2 separate regions of the Homo sapiens genome follow, and region 1 is linked to region 2. A link is a contact called in ENCODE POLR2A ChIA-PET data. All regions are on one chromosome and are shown on one strand. Each heading gives the region's core, a stretch centred on a gene start or an enhancer-like site at or near the end of the contact. The rest is flanking DNA. Distances are from core to core; before and after follow the strand shown. Region 1 has its middle 18 kb from the start of MRPL33. Region 2 holds the start of CCDC121 (coiled-coil domain containing 121).

Region 1 (7,466 bases), core at 3,646-6,145, 120 kb before region 2:
GAGATAGGGTCTTACTATGTTGCCCAGGCTGGCCTTCAACTCCTAGCCTCAAGTGATCTGCCCACCTCGGCCTCCCAAACTGCTGGGATTACAAGAGTGAACCACTGCACCTGTCCCCGAATTTTTTTTTTTTAACTTAGAAGATTAAAAGAATTGTTGTGTTCTAGGCATCCAAATTCCTGGGAGATGGGAAAGTAGCCTAGAGTCCCATTTCCATTTGATGGATGGAGCCCTGAATAGAAATGGCATTCCCCAGAATAGAATGGCATATTTTGAGGCTTTGGCCCTACGGAGGAAGTTTCCAGATCTTCTGACACTCTCTGATCCTTCTGGCTGGATCCATTTCCTCCTGGAAGAGCACACAGAAAGTATGGTCTGGTGGGAGCACAGGCTCAGAACAACCATCCCACTCCTGGGTGCCCTCACTGCACACATTCCCAGCAGCCAAGGACATTCTCTTTGGCTTCAGGTTAAAGAGCAACACAAGTGGATAGTTGTGGGTAAATTCTAACACAAAGTATCAACCATTGGCTCTGGTGCTCTGAGAAAGAACCCCATTTAAATTATTAGGAGAGAGTCAAGAAGAGGAAGCTGAAACTCTGCAAAGAGCAGGGCCTGCAGCTGCAGCCCAAGTTGGCCCAGCTCTGTTGACCTTGGCTTTGTCTTTGAGGAACACACGCTTGTGTCTGCCTATTTCATCAGCTGTTCCCCGTCTGCCCTTCCCTTTCCCACCCTGGGAAGTGGTGAGGAGGGTTAAGTGACAGCCTGTGAGGCAACCACTCAAGCACAGGGGGAGTCTGAGGGAGGCTGTTTCACTCTTTCCAGCCAGGACCCACCCAACAGGCTCTCCTCAAATCGAAGTCCATGAAAGAAAAGTATTCATCTGCCCCAGGGTCTTCCCCACTGTCCTGACACTACATGGACTCTCTCCTATGTCCTCATGGCTATGTGTGGGGTGATGTGCAGCACCTCTGAACCTGTTTCGGCCAGGGCGGCCCCCAGAATCTCAGAATGTTAGAGTTGGAAGATCTCAGAGGGCATCTAAAGCAACATTCTCATTTTACACATGATAAAACTGAGGCCCAGAGAAGTAAAGTGACCTGCCGAAGGGCCCACAGCTAGACTGCATCAGCATGCTGAGACTACAGCCCGTGTCTCCTCACTCCTGCACAACAGAGAGCTAAAGGACCAGCATGTTCAGATGTGGCCACTCTTTGGGTAGAAGACAGCACCAGAGATGAGTGCTCAGTGTCTGTGAAGTCACAGGGGCTTGGCAATGGGAGGCTTAGGAGACTCTAAGGAGTTGAAATACATTTTGAACATGTGCAGAAGAGTCTTTCGATCCAAGTCTTGGAGGAAAGCAGGCCAATTTCAGGCTGAGATGGGACAGGTGCTGACTGTGGGGAGGGAGAGGGGCCCATGCTGGAGCAGTCCAGGAATCCTAATCCACGCCTGGGTGGTCCCCAGGCTTCCAAGCCCCCTGGGATCCTGGGAAGTTCCAAGACTGCTGAGGCAGGTCAGCAGGTTCCCGGTTGAACTCAATTACCAGGCCCACTTTGGGGTGCTCAGAATGGGTCAAGAAAGCAGCCATCAGCAGAAGGTGTTGACATGGGACTCCAGGGTACTAGGTTGAGACAATGTGTATTGATTTAAAAGGCACAGAAACCGTAACTGCACACAACTTTACACACATATTCTTATCAACATGTTGTTCCACTGATCATCTAAGGGGTGGTCAGCTTCCCTGGTCACTTGCAGCTGAGAAATGCAGCCTCGGTGACCTTCAACTGAGGAGGAGTCGACATTGGCTTCCGGTCTTCCCAGAGCCCTTGTTGTTTGTTTGTTTGTTTGTTTTGAGACGGAGTCTCGCTCTGTCACCCAGGCTGGAGTGCAATGGCGCGATCTCGGCTCACTGCAAGCTCCGCCTCCCGGGTTCACACCATTCTCCTGCCTCAGCCTCCCGAGTAGCTGGGACTACAGGCGCCCGCCACCATGCCCACCTAATTTTTTGTATTTTTAGTAGAGACGGGGTTTCACCGTTTTAGCCAGGATGGTCTCGATCTCATGACCTCATGATCTGCCCGTCTTGGCCTCCCAAAGTGCTGGGATTACAGGTGTGAGCCACTGGGCCTGGCCAAGCCCTTGTTTAAGAACCACCTTCTTTGGCTTTTCACCCCAGGGTTGCTGGGGACACCTGATGTCCTACATTATTAGGCTTTTCCTGGCTTCTGAAACCTTGTGCTGAAAGTCTCTCTGAGAGCGATACAGATTGATTAGACACTCGGATTGTTTGACACGTGTGGTTTTGCCAAAGGCAACACGTTCTTTGACCAACTTCTGAAACTCCCCAGTTCTCCTAGTCTCTCTGGACTTGAGTATCAGCCATGTTCTTATGTTGATGCCAAGCTCCTGGGTGATTAAAATTCTTCTAACCACCTTTCTGATTCAAGGCTGTACTCTGACAACACAATTGCTTTTTGGGGATTTTTGCAAACATCTCAAAAGGGCAAGAAACATTCTTCCTCCCTTTTAGCCCAATGTAGACCGGAGGTTTTTTCAGCCGTCAGCTGAATGCTGGGCCCCACCAGTGCCCAGTAGGTACAGTCCCATCCACTGTGAGGTGGGCTCCAGGGAGGGCCGTTGGGTCCATGTGAAGCCAGCAGGAGGGGCCATGTGAAGCCAGCGTCTGAGGGGCTCCCCATGAGGCCACCAAGCCCCTGTCAAACCTAGTAAGTCACCCTGACACCAACCCCACCCTTCCTCAGAAGAGCAGTGAATAAACAAGAGCATGTGAATTGGGCAACTCCAGGTGGGGGTGCAGGGAAAGTGCTCAGGCTTGAAGGGGGGATAGAGAGGGGCTGGTAGAGTCACAGTGGGGAAGCAGCTGAAGGAGACGGATCGGTGAAGGAGCTCATGTGGAGGGGCCCCAGATAGTGAAGGAGGGTCCAAACCAACATTTTCTATTCTTTGCCCAGTAAAGTTTCATGAATCAACTCAAATGTTTGCTTGCTCTCACCTTCTGCCCCTAAGGAGGAAGTTGGGGGATAGCTGGTCCAAGGATTTGGACTTTGGGGCTCTCCATTTGTAAGTAAGGAAAAAGTCAAGATGAGCCATCATACTCTGTTTTCATTCCATCCTTGGCACAGACAACATATTACTCCAAAGGAGAGCTGAATAACAGAATTTAAAGGGAAATTAGAGATGAGAACATTTAGTCATCATCCTCATTTTACAGATGAGAAAACTGAGGCCCAGGGAGGTTAAACATTAAATAATGTGCTCCAAATCACTCAACCAATAATTGCAGAACTGGCAGGACTAGAACTCTGCCGCCTAATTCCCAGTTCATGCATTTTCTTGCCTTCTGCTGTGCCTGACAGGTTCCCAGTGGTGAAAGTCGGCCTTGGAGCGCCCTCCCATGGCTGTGGACAGCTACTGGAGCAGCTGTGGCACAGGCCAGTGTTAACTTGAGGATAGAATGACCTGCAGGGCTGGTTGAAACAGATTGCTGGGCCCCACCCTTGGAGTTTTGGGTTGTCTAACAAGTCCCCAGGGGACGCTGACCTACTGATTCAAAGACCACTTACTCAGAAACTCAGATGTAGATAAAAGATTTTGCAGCCAGAATACCTGGTTTCAGGTCCCAGCTCTGCCATCCAAGTGCTGATACCTTGAACATGGTACTTAATCTCTTAGCATCTCGATCTCTTTATTTTATGATGGCAACAATAACAACCACCCATAGGGTTAATGTGTAAAATAAATAAATCAGATGTAAAATACCTGAGAAGTGACATGCTGATGCTGTGTGAATATACAGATTCACAAATATGTGACCTTTGTCTGGAGAGATGCCACTGGAGGCCAGGGAATGTCCACAGAGACAAAAGCATTCTCTTAATGCTACTCAAAATTACAATAAATCCAGAAGAAATTGTGTTTATCCTGCCACAAATACTGGCTGAGGAATTACGAGGGCCTGGCACTGTGCTGTACACCACATTTGCAAAGGTGAATGACAGTCCCTGCCCTGGAGGAACAACTAGAAGGAAGATAAACATGTAAATTCTAATAATTACCCTAATCCCAGATGAGCCAGGGAAGGAACCCTGTGCCTAGAGCACAGAGCATCCCACCCTGTCTGAGAAGTCAAGCAAGGCTTTGAAAAAGAACCTGACTTTTGAGTAGGGTCTTGAAGGATGAATAGGAGTTCTTTAAGAAGAGAAGTGGTAGGGGGCACTCCAGGCAAAGGAAACAGCATATGCAAAGTAGTCACGGAAGCATGAAAATGCATAATATTTTCAAGGAAATCGCACGTGGTTCTATGTAACTGGAGCTCAGTGGGTCTGGGAAAAGGACTGGCAAAAAAGGCTAAGAAGTTTGGGCCATGCCGGGCACGCGGGTGGCTGAGGCAGGAGAATGCTGTGAACCTGGGAGGCGGAGCTTGCAGTGAGCCGAGATCGCGCCACTGCACTCCAGCCTGGGCGACAGAGCGAGACTCCATCTCAAAAAAAAAAAAAGAAGTTTCGGCCTGACTGTAACCTGGTGGGAAGCCATTGGAAGACACCCGACGAGGATTCCCTGAAAAAATTCTTAATGAGTCCCTAAGGCAAAGATTTCCAAGCCAAGCGCTTCACCACATACCCTCAGCGGCCCCAGTGCCTGAGAGCCTCCCCTGCCAGGAAGCCTAGCCCAGAAACGCCTCCCGAAACGGGTAGTGGCCCTGGGGAAGAAGCTTCCCTGGAAGGCACAAGCAGTAAACGGGCAGCCTCTTACCTCTTACCTTCATCAGATACTGGCGGGAGGCACCCTCCTGGCAGATTTCTTCATCCCCCTCTCCTTCTGTGGGTGTGGAGTCACTGGGAGAACAAAGGGATGTTATCTGTAGCTAATAAGTTATGGGAGGGGGAGGGAGCTGTAGGCGCCTGTGGGGGTGGGGAAATGAGTCCTGAGCAGCTCTGATGCAATCCAGAAAGAGGCAGGTGCAAGCCTGCACCTGGGAAGCAAACCCCCTGCCTCCCCAAAGTACACAGAGATTTGAAGCTGGAAGAGGCACCTCCAAGACTTGCCCGTGATCCCACAGCTAGCTGACGCCTGGCCCCCTCTCCCCACATCTGACTCCACGATAAAAGGTCTCAGTCTTGGAAAAACTGGCGGTTGCTGTGTTCATTGACCTCACTCCCTCTTCCTGAGTCTCTCCTGCAGCCTTCCCTTCCCAGCCCAGTCCCTGACCCTCTTTCAGACTCAGCCTTTGGTTTCCAAACAGGTATAGAATGTGGTGTGCAAAAAATGGCCTCCGCTATTTTTGAAAAAAGCAATGGCAAGAAAAAAAGAGCAAACTGCTATTCTGAGCCACATGGGCTTGGGGTTTTGATTCCAATTTCTTTGTCTCCGGTGGAGGTGGAAGCAACTTGCTCTTGTGGGAATAATCCCTTTTGTTTTTAGGAAAAGATTTTAATAGGTCTTTGGGTTATGCAAGGATAAAACGTGAACCTTTTCTGGAAAGGAGACAGTGCAATGCAGGACAACGTGAGGCCACAGGCTCCTCTTAGTCACTGTAAAATGTGGCTTTCTTTGAGAGAGAATGGCATCTCTGCAGAGGTTATGGGGAGTTTTGTTAAAGCTGTGCTTGGAGAACTTAAGAGAGGGGCTTGGGCTGGGCATGGTGGCTCACACCTATAATCCCAACAATTTGGAAGGCCGAGACGGGCGGATCGCTTGAGGTCAGGAGTTCGAGACCAGCCTGGCCAACATGGTGAAACCCTGTCTCTACTAAAAATACAAAAAAATTAGCTGAGTGTGGTGGCAGGAGCCTGTAATCCTAGCTACTCGGGAGACTGAGGCAGAAGAATCGCTTTAACCCAGGAGGTGGAGATAGCAGTGAGCTGAGATGGCGCCACTGCACTCCAGCCTGGGTGACAGAGTAAGACTTCATCTCAAAAAAAAAAAAAAAAAAAAAAAGAGAGGGGTCTGTTTCTGCAGTGGGCACCAGCAGGATTGAGCTGGTGACTGGCAGGGAGGACACCCAGGATGTGTGTGAATTCTCAGGAGTCCTTGCAAACAAGGGGAGAGGAAACCCAGGCAGGGCCGAGCTGTGCTGTTCCCGTTTGGTGACTGAAGGGACTGTGAGTGTGAAGGCAGGTGACAGGAGGATGGGTGGGGGTTGTGTCCTATTCCTCTCTCTGGCAGGGCTACCAAGGGCATCCACGCCAGTTCAACAACCCACTGAGCTCTTCCTAAAAGGACTACAAAGTCAGGTCAAAGAGGCACGGCCACCCCTGGTCCCCCTGCCACAGCCGGCCTGGAGTCAGAGCCCATCCTGAGAACAGAGCCCCACGCATCTTTCCACCCTCTGTGCTAAAAGGAGGACTGAGGTCTAACGGGGCGCCAGTGTAACCTCTTAGTTCCTAAATGTTTTACTTTGAAATGTCTCTTTTTGCTAACTACCTGACTTTGAAAAGGTAAAATGCTTTCTTTTGAAAAAGTTTTTATAGGAAACTGGATTAACCTGGGATTCAGGATGCAGGTCCCGCCAGGTTTCAGGAGTTGGGTTTAAAACTGGAACCAAGGGAAGGAATAAATGGGCATTTGGGGCTTAAAGCACTTCTGTTCTATATTAATGTAAAAATTACATGAATCTATTATTTATATAAAATTATAAACATAAACATATATTATGGTACATATGTATATTGTTTTATAATGTATTATAACTTTTTTTTTTGAGACTAAGTTTTGCTCTTATTGCCCAGGCTGGAGTGCAATGGCGCCATCTTCGTTCACTGCAACCTCCGCCTCCCGGATTCAAGTGATTCTCCTGCCTCAGCCTCCCAAGTAGCTGGGATTACAGGCATGCGCCACCACGCCTGGCTAATTTTGTATTTTTAGTAGAGATGGGGTTTCACTATGTTGGTCAGGCTGGTCTCGAACTCCTGACCTCAGGTGATCCACCCACCTCGGCCTCCCAAAGTGCTGGGATTACAGGCGTGAGCCACAGCGCCCAGCCTAAAATAGTTTTAAAATAATAATTTATAACATCAAAATCCATTTTGGGCAGTGGCTCATGCCTGTAATCCCAGCACCCTGGGAGGCCAAAGTGGGTGGATCACGTGAGGCCAGGAGTTCGAGACCAGACTAGCTAATGTGGTGAAACCCCGTCTCTACTAAAAATGCAAAATTTAGCCAGGAGTGGTGGCACACACTTGTAATCCCCACTACCTGGGAGGCTGAGGCAGGAGAATCACTTGAACCTGGGAGGTGGAGGCTGCAGTGACCTGAGATCGCACCACTTCACTCCAGCCTGGGTAACAGAGTGAGAGTCTGTATCAAAAAAAAAAAAAAAAAAAAAAAAAATCTGCCAGGGCTTGGTGGCTCATGCCTGTAATCCCAGCACTTTGGGAGGCTTAGGCAGGTGGATCACTTGAGGCTAGGAGTTAGAGACCAGCCTGGCCAACATGGCAAAACCC
Region 2 (7,185 bases), core at 1,338-3,837:
AAATGTAATACAGGTGCATCAGGCAGTGACAGCCCACTGGCATTGGTCATTAAGGCCACCTGTATAACACCTCCGGCTCTGATCCTCATAAATAAACCAAGCAATCTGCTGATTATGATTAGTCTTCCTACTTAGACTTGCCTACGGAGAGAGTACACATTTCATACAGCAATTTACTAAGAGTTAATCCAACTAAACTCACTCATTTCTGAGTTTCCCAGTCTAAAGAGGTGGTGACCAACAGATGATCCTCCAAGGCAAAATACTACCTTGTGGGACCCAGGTAGCTGTCAGTTATCCTATCATACTCTCTGCTCTTTAATTACAACAGCCTGCCATCTGGGGAGATGGTAAGAAAACTAAAATCTCAAGCTGAAATAGTATTTCTGATCACCTACCTCTCCCACAATCAGCTTCCATCCTTTTGCTTGTATATTTCACAAGGAAAAGGCAAAAACACTCTTTCAAGCCACAAAATACACAGACAAGAAGCCAGGAATGAGTCAAGACCAAAGTAGATGGAAAAGGATACTGTTTCATTACTTCTTTATACTTTACAGTATCACGAATATCTGAGGAGAAAAAAAAGAATTAACTGGAATGTAATACATACACATTCCCTACCACCAGGAAAGTAAAACTGGCCTTCTAGCCTTCTCCTGTCAGCATTCTCTTCTACCACCTCCACTTTCACACTGGTTTCCTTCCTTACAAAGAATAAATGCCAAGTAAATCATGAAGAATGTTAGGGCTAGGAGCTCTAAAGTTGTGGCAAAGAGTTTTGTCTCCACAAAGTGCAAAGTTTCATGCAACTTAAACATGCCTAGAAAAAGGGAGGCAAAAATCAAGGGGGAAAAAATGCTTCTTACTAATTGCCTATTACTGACAAAGGCAACACAATGGCAATGCAGACATGATTTTTTAAAAGGAGTTAGGCTGGGCACAGTGGCTCACACCTATAATCCCAGCACTTTGGGAGGCCAAGGCAGGAGGATTACTTGAGCCCAGGAGTTCAAGACCAGCCTGGGCAACATAGAGAGGCCTTGTCTCTCCAAACAAAACAAAACTAGCCCAGCATAGCGGCAGGAGGCTGAGGTGGGAGGATCACTTGAGCCTGGGATGTTGAGGCTGCAGTGACCTGTGAATCACGCCACTGCACTCTGGCCTGGGTGACAGAGACTCTGTCTAAAAAAAAAAAAAAAAAAAAAAAAACCTAAGCTGTTTAGGAATGCAAGCAAATCCAAAGGAAATGAAAGTAGATAGTTTAGAAAACATGAAAAAAGAAGGCACTGAAGACTGGCAGGCTGGAGGCTTTACAGAGTCTCACTCTATTGACCAGGCTGGAGTGCAGTGGCACGATCTTGGCTCACTGCAACCTCTGCCACCCGGGTTCAAGCAACTCTCCTGCCTCAGCCTCCCGAGTAGCTGGAATTACAGGTGCCTGCCACCGTGCCTGGCTAATTTTTTGTATTTTTAGTAGAGATGGAGTTTCACCATCTTGGCCAGGCTGGTCTTGAACTCCTGACCTCGTGATCTACCTGCCTCGGCCTCCCAAAGTGCTGAGATTACAGCCGTGAGCCACCACGCCTGGCCTTTTCCATTCTCTTTAAAGCACTGCACACAAGTTATGTTACTGGTTTACTCACCAATATTGGCAGGAAAGGGAACTTCATGTACTGCTGGATCCAGGTTGATCACATACGGTGGAGTGCCTTGGGCATGCAGGTGTCCTGTGAGCCTCTGCAGAGATATGGGGAGAGGGTTGGAAGGAGACAAAGAGGGGACAAGAGAGAACTTCCATTCCTTTAACACCCATGCCTTAAGAATATTGCACTTAGATTTTCTTCTACCTGAAATATCCACCATGTCCACCTCCAAGATACAACTCTCAGTTCAAATGCTACCTTTCTTCATCACCCATCTAACAAAGCTTCCCCTACTCGTAGTCACTTGTTTACTTGTTTTGATTCTTCGTATGTGGGTTTTCTCTATCTCCTCCATTAAATATTTGGCCCCACGAATGAATCTTGTCAACCTCATTTTCGCTATATCCCCAGTGAATGGAACATGACAGGCGTGCAAGAAATATTTGGCAAATCTTCACCAAAACCTGTGTGCTAGCACTGTATTAATCTTTAAAGTTACTTGTAACTTGCCTCCGAGAAACGCAATTTTATCAGCAAGACAATTCCTGTACAACGTGGTAAGCTGGACCGAGTATGCCCTGAAGGTGCGCAGAAGAGAGCCTTAATTAACCTGGCTAGGGCCCGAGGAGGCTTTGCCGGGGAAGGAACTAAAGTTGATGGGAAGCCCCCGAAAGCCATGCGCCGGTACCCTCCAAATCCTCTTCCCTCCCTTTCTTCCTGGCCTTCCGCCTGCCGGAGGCAACCTTTTGCGCTCCCCTACTACACCCATGCTGTGTACGTCACCTGTACAAAAGTGGTTTTCCCGGATCCCGCCATTCCCAACACCAACAGACACACTGGGTGCCGCGGACCCCCAGAAGCCTGGAGCTCAGCGGCAGCTGCGGACGCCGCCATCTTCCTCCTGGCCCCACCCACCCGACCATAGAGACACCGCATGGGTAGAGAAACTTCCGCAATGTTCTGGGCTGCGAACGAAAACCACCACAGCGTCAGAAAGGAGCGGGTGAGGGGCGCGGCGGTTGCCAGGGCATCTTCTTAGCGTCGGGCAGGGCTGATGAGTCAACTAGTGACAGTGGCGAGGAAGTGGGGGCGCTGAGCAAGCGAGAGGAAGGCTGAAGGGAGCTAGGAAAAGGGCGCTGATCTCTGCAGCCTGGGAGGGCTTTTGTCTCCCGGAGGAAGGCCAGAAGAGATGGGGTCCCGAGGGCAGGGCTCACACAGCAAGAAAACGAGGAGCATGCCTGTCATTTTGAGCCCACAGAGAACGGGGAGCGGAGCCACTGGAGGACCGGCTGCTCGGGCTTATTCGGTAGCCGAGGCGGTTAAACAGTTCAGGGCTGGACCAGCCGGGACTGGAGCAGGGTGCAGTCTCCAGGGTTGCTGGGCAGCACCGAGACCCTTTGAGCACCGAACGAATAAACTACGGGAGCTTTCCACACTTGCACATTGTTCCCGCGAGTTGCAGACGCAGGTTCCTGATGCTAGCGCTCATTCCTTGGCAGTCACCCTCAGTGAACTACACAGTTGCCGTGACCTTCAGGATGAATGCTTGGATTCCAGGTGCAAGTAGGTACTGGAGGGGAGCTTCCTCCCCTCCAGTCACTGAAGGTCCCTCAGAAACTCAGGAAAGATGATGAAAGAGCCTAGAAAATTATTTCTACTCCTGACCACCCAGTCTGTTTCTGTGACCCTTTGTAGCTGCAAACAGTGTTCAGTAAGTCATAAGATCTGGCTTTAATACCCAGGCTCTGCCACTTGCTAGTGGTGTGAGTCATGGGCAAGTCACTTAAACTCTCTGAACCTGTTTTCTCCTTTTTTAAAACTGAGGTAATACCTCCCAGGGTTGTAGTGAATGCACGTTGTAAATGACGAGCTACATTCCTCATCCTTTACCACTAGCTGGATTCCCCACACCTTGCATAATGTCTGGAACATTCTGGTGCTCAGAAATATTCTCTTGTATGAATGAAGGACAGTTGTGCACTTACTTCCTAAAGTTTCATTAACTGACAGAGGAATGTCTCGTTTGTTCTTTCAGGTTTGCTGAGGGCCCCAGAAGGCTCCTTCCACCGTATCATAGTCTAATAAATAATTTTGTCAAGCCAGAGAAGCTAACAAAGGTAGAGACAAGGCTTAAAGAAAAGATAGTGGCGGAAATGACGGATCTGAACAAGCATATAAAACAAGCTCAAACCCAGCGGAAACAGCTACTGGAGGAATCCAGGGAGCTACACCGAGAAAAGTTACTTGTCCAGGCTGAAAACAGATTCTTTCTGGAATACCTGACTAACAAAACTGAAGAGTACACAGAGCAACCTGAGAAGGTATGGAACAGCTATTTACAAAAAAGTGGAGAGATTGAACGAAGAAGACAAGAATCAGCCTCCAGATATGCAGAACAAATTTCAGTGCTTAAAACAGCGCTCTTGCAAAAGGAAAATATCCAATCCAGTTTGAAGCGGAAGTTGCAGGCAATGAGGGACATTGCTATATTAAAGGAAAAGCAGGAGAAAGAAATACAGACATTACAGGAGGAGACAAAGAAAGTCCAAGCTGAGACAGCTTCAAAGACACGGGAAGTACAGGCCCAGCTCCTCCAGGAGAAAAGATTACTGGAGAAACAACTGAGCGAGCCAGACAGGAGGCTACTGGGAAAGAGAAAAAGAAGAGAGCTTAATATGAAGGCCCAGGCCTTGAAGTTGGCAGCAAAGCGGTTTATTTTTGAATACTCCTGTGGCATCAACAGAGAGAACCAGCAGTTCAAGAAGGAATTACTGCAGCTAATTGAGCAAGCCCAGAAACTAACGGCTACTCAAAGCCACTTAGAAAACAGGAAGCAGCAGCTGCAGCAGGAACAGTGGTATCTGGAGTCCTTAATCCAGGCGAGGCAGAGACTGCAAGGAAGTCATAATCAGTGCCTAAATAGACAGGATGTTCCAAAGACCACACCCAGTCTTCCCCAAGGCACCAAATCAAGGATTAATCCAAAGTAACTTCTAAAATAACACTGATTAAATAAGAACTGGAGCAAGTACTCTTAAGTGCTACATTAACCTGGTTAGAAAGGCTGTTGGATTCCAGATTGCTATTGTAAAATCTCCATCATGATGTGTTGGAGTGAAGGATTAGATGGTTTTATCCAACAGTCCTACTAGATATTTGGTAACCAGCTTCCCTTAACTAGCTTTTTCTTTAAATACTCGTTAATAAGCTATTCCACAAACCTCCAGTTAACCTAACACATGACCCTAACCTAGCCATTTACCATACATCAAACTAGCTAAAGGAAACCAACCTAAGGAAGTGAAAACAGTTGTGATTTATTTCATCTAGCTAAATTGTATTTCTTTATAGAGAAAGTACCTTTAAGGATAGCATTCCAAATAGACTTTGAATAGCGTTCTGCCAGTTTATCCTCATTCCTTTTGACCAACTTAGCAGACAAAAGCAGTTTTTACAAGCTCTTTGTGAGTTTGTGCCAGTGACCAGGTAGCTCCTTCTAGTTTTCTCATGAGTGAAAAAGCATTCTGATAACAGCAAGTCCAGTAAGTGCTAGGCAGAGTGACCTTTCATCTGATGCTAAGCCCCTACAAGTTTGAGAAGGTAAGAAAAGATGAAGGAGACATATATTAGGTCAGCTCTTACTTTTGAAAATGTTTTATTTGAAGAAACACCTGTAGCATTGAGGTGACTGAATGCCTCCACTTATTTCAGGAAAACGTATCCAAAAAAAGTTGAAATATTTGGACAACTTTTTTTTTAAGTGCCATCGATTTCCCTAGCAGCATTCTAAAAGATAGCAAGTAAAATGATGTTTGTTATCCTAAATGCTTTAGTTTTAGGTCATTTATTAATTTTCTTACAGGTGCACTTTCTAGTACATGAAGTATCCTTTGTAATTAATGTGTGCCATATGTTTATTCCCATTTAGTATAACTATAAATTATATTTTAAATTATATATTTTTAGGATAGTTATATTTTTTTTGGGTTCTACGACATTGAAGTTGGACTAGTGATTTATTTGAATGCTGAATCCTAGTATAGGGGAATATAATCTTATATTTTAACAGGGGTCCTCTATGGGAAAATAGGATGAACTTTGTTTCCCAGAAATTGTTAAGTGATGAAAAACTTCAAAATAATTTTCCTGCATTTTCTGCTTTATTTACATGTAAAGTGAATTCCCTGAAAATTGGATTTAAAAAGCATTCTCCTTCAATGTGCCTTTACCTTGTAGCTTTAACAACTTTTCTGTTAAATATGTAGTTTTTTATTAAACAATGTTATTAAATAAAAACATTTATCCACTGATTTTATTACTGTTCCAATGTAACACATTTTCTACTTCATCACTCTTCTGTTACCACTCTTAAATGTCTTATTCACATGTGCAAATAATAAAAACTAGTTTTAATGCAGAAATTAGGATTTTAGCATACAGGTACTTTAACCTAAATCTCAATTTGTGAGCTGAAAATACAGAAACACTGAACAAGGAAAGCATGGTATCCAAGACAAACTTGAAGGCTTAGTCTCTGTGGACGTAAAAACCCTAAGACAATGTATTTCTAAGGCTGATAAAAAGTTGGAAAGTAGGAAGCATATTAGTTCTGTTAATTCCCCTCCTGCCACTGGTGTCCCAATTATCTAATTCAAGAGTGGGTAACTTCCACCTGATCTCAGTTCATTTTTACTTATCATCCCAGGTAATGGATATGGTATACTGCTTGTGGCTGTCCCTTCCAGAGTGAGGGCTTGAAGACATTAAAAGTTGAATGATAACTGATTTCATACCTTGAAATCCATACCTCTAAGTAAGCAGCAAGTTGGCCAACTAAGATTTCAATCTGCATTTTGTCTGCTTTGCTATTTAGAAAATTACACAGGGTTATGTTACAGAAAGTGAGTTTAGATGGAAAAGACCTCTGAGGTGAAATTTAAGACCTATGATTGCTAAAATGAAGCCTACAATGCAAAAACTGGGGAAGAAACTATTCTAGGCAGAGGCAACAGTGAATGCAAATGCCTTAAGATGGCAATAAGCTTGGTAGGTTCAAGGAACAGAAAGGTGTGTATGTAAAGTATAGTTGAGGAATGGTCACAGAACATGAGTGGAGGAAAGGAAGATGAGGCTATTAAGGCTAGCAGGAGTTTAGGCACCGAGGGCCTTTAGCAGGTGAATGAGGTCTGATTTACCTAATTTTAAAAACTACAACTGTTATGTGGAGTGTATCCAAGCCAGAAAAAAGTGGAAGGAAACCAATTACGAAGATACTGTAGTCTAGGCAAGAGGTAATGATGGCTTAGATTGGAATGGCAGAAGTAGAGTGAACAGATTCAAAATGTAGTTGGTGGTAGGCAGGACTTGCTAATGGATTTGCTATAAGAAGAGAGAGATGAAGCAAGAGTAAATTTCTAAAATGTTCTCTTTTAAGGAGATGTGCAGAATATTCTTTGTATTTTTTTAGACGGTCTCACTGTGTCACGCAGGCTGGAGTGCAGTAGTGTGATCACAGCTCATAGCAGCATCTTGACCTCCT

Evidence for each region. ChIA-PET counts read pairs that join two places held with the same protein, here RNA polymerase II (POLR2A).
Region 1: POLR2A ChIA-PET joins it to region 2 with 10 read pairs in Caco-2. The contact joins the enhancer-like site here to the promoter of CCDC121 in region 2. POLR2A ChIA-PET finds 5 or more read pairs at or near these places in 2 of 52 experiments (Caco-2 and common myeloid progenitor, CD34-positive).

The regions. Positions count from the first base shown.
Region 1 is chr2:27,750,265-27,757,730 of GRCh38, reverse strand. No RefSeq gene overlaps it. Among named protein-coding and RNA genes, the nearest start is that of MRPL33, 18 kb to the left of the region's middle. RefSeq lists an enhancer at 4,493-5,111. Within about 2 kb of position 4,895, at least 9 of the 41 ENCODE cell types and tissues checked have a DNase peak (open chromatin) inside an H3K27ac peak, as active enhancers do.
Region 2 is chr2:27,624,414-27,631,598 of GRCh38, reverse strand. It overlaps CCDC121 (coiled-coil domain containing 121), which reads left to right and starts at 2,587. Exons shown (of 2, transcript NM_024584.5): 1 at 2,587-2,649; 2 at 3,682-5,961. The coding sequence starts at 3,800. The coding sequence ends at 4,636. It overlaps GPN1 (GPN-loop GTPase 1), which reads right to left and starts at 2,549. Exons shown (of 14, transcript NM_007266.4): 1 at 2,430-2,549; 2 at 1,647-1,740; 3 at 533-572. The coding sequence starts at 2,540. RefSeq lists enhancers at 2,305-2,404, 2,445-2,754, 2,815-2,874 and a silencer at 3,323-3,617.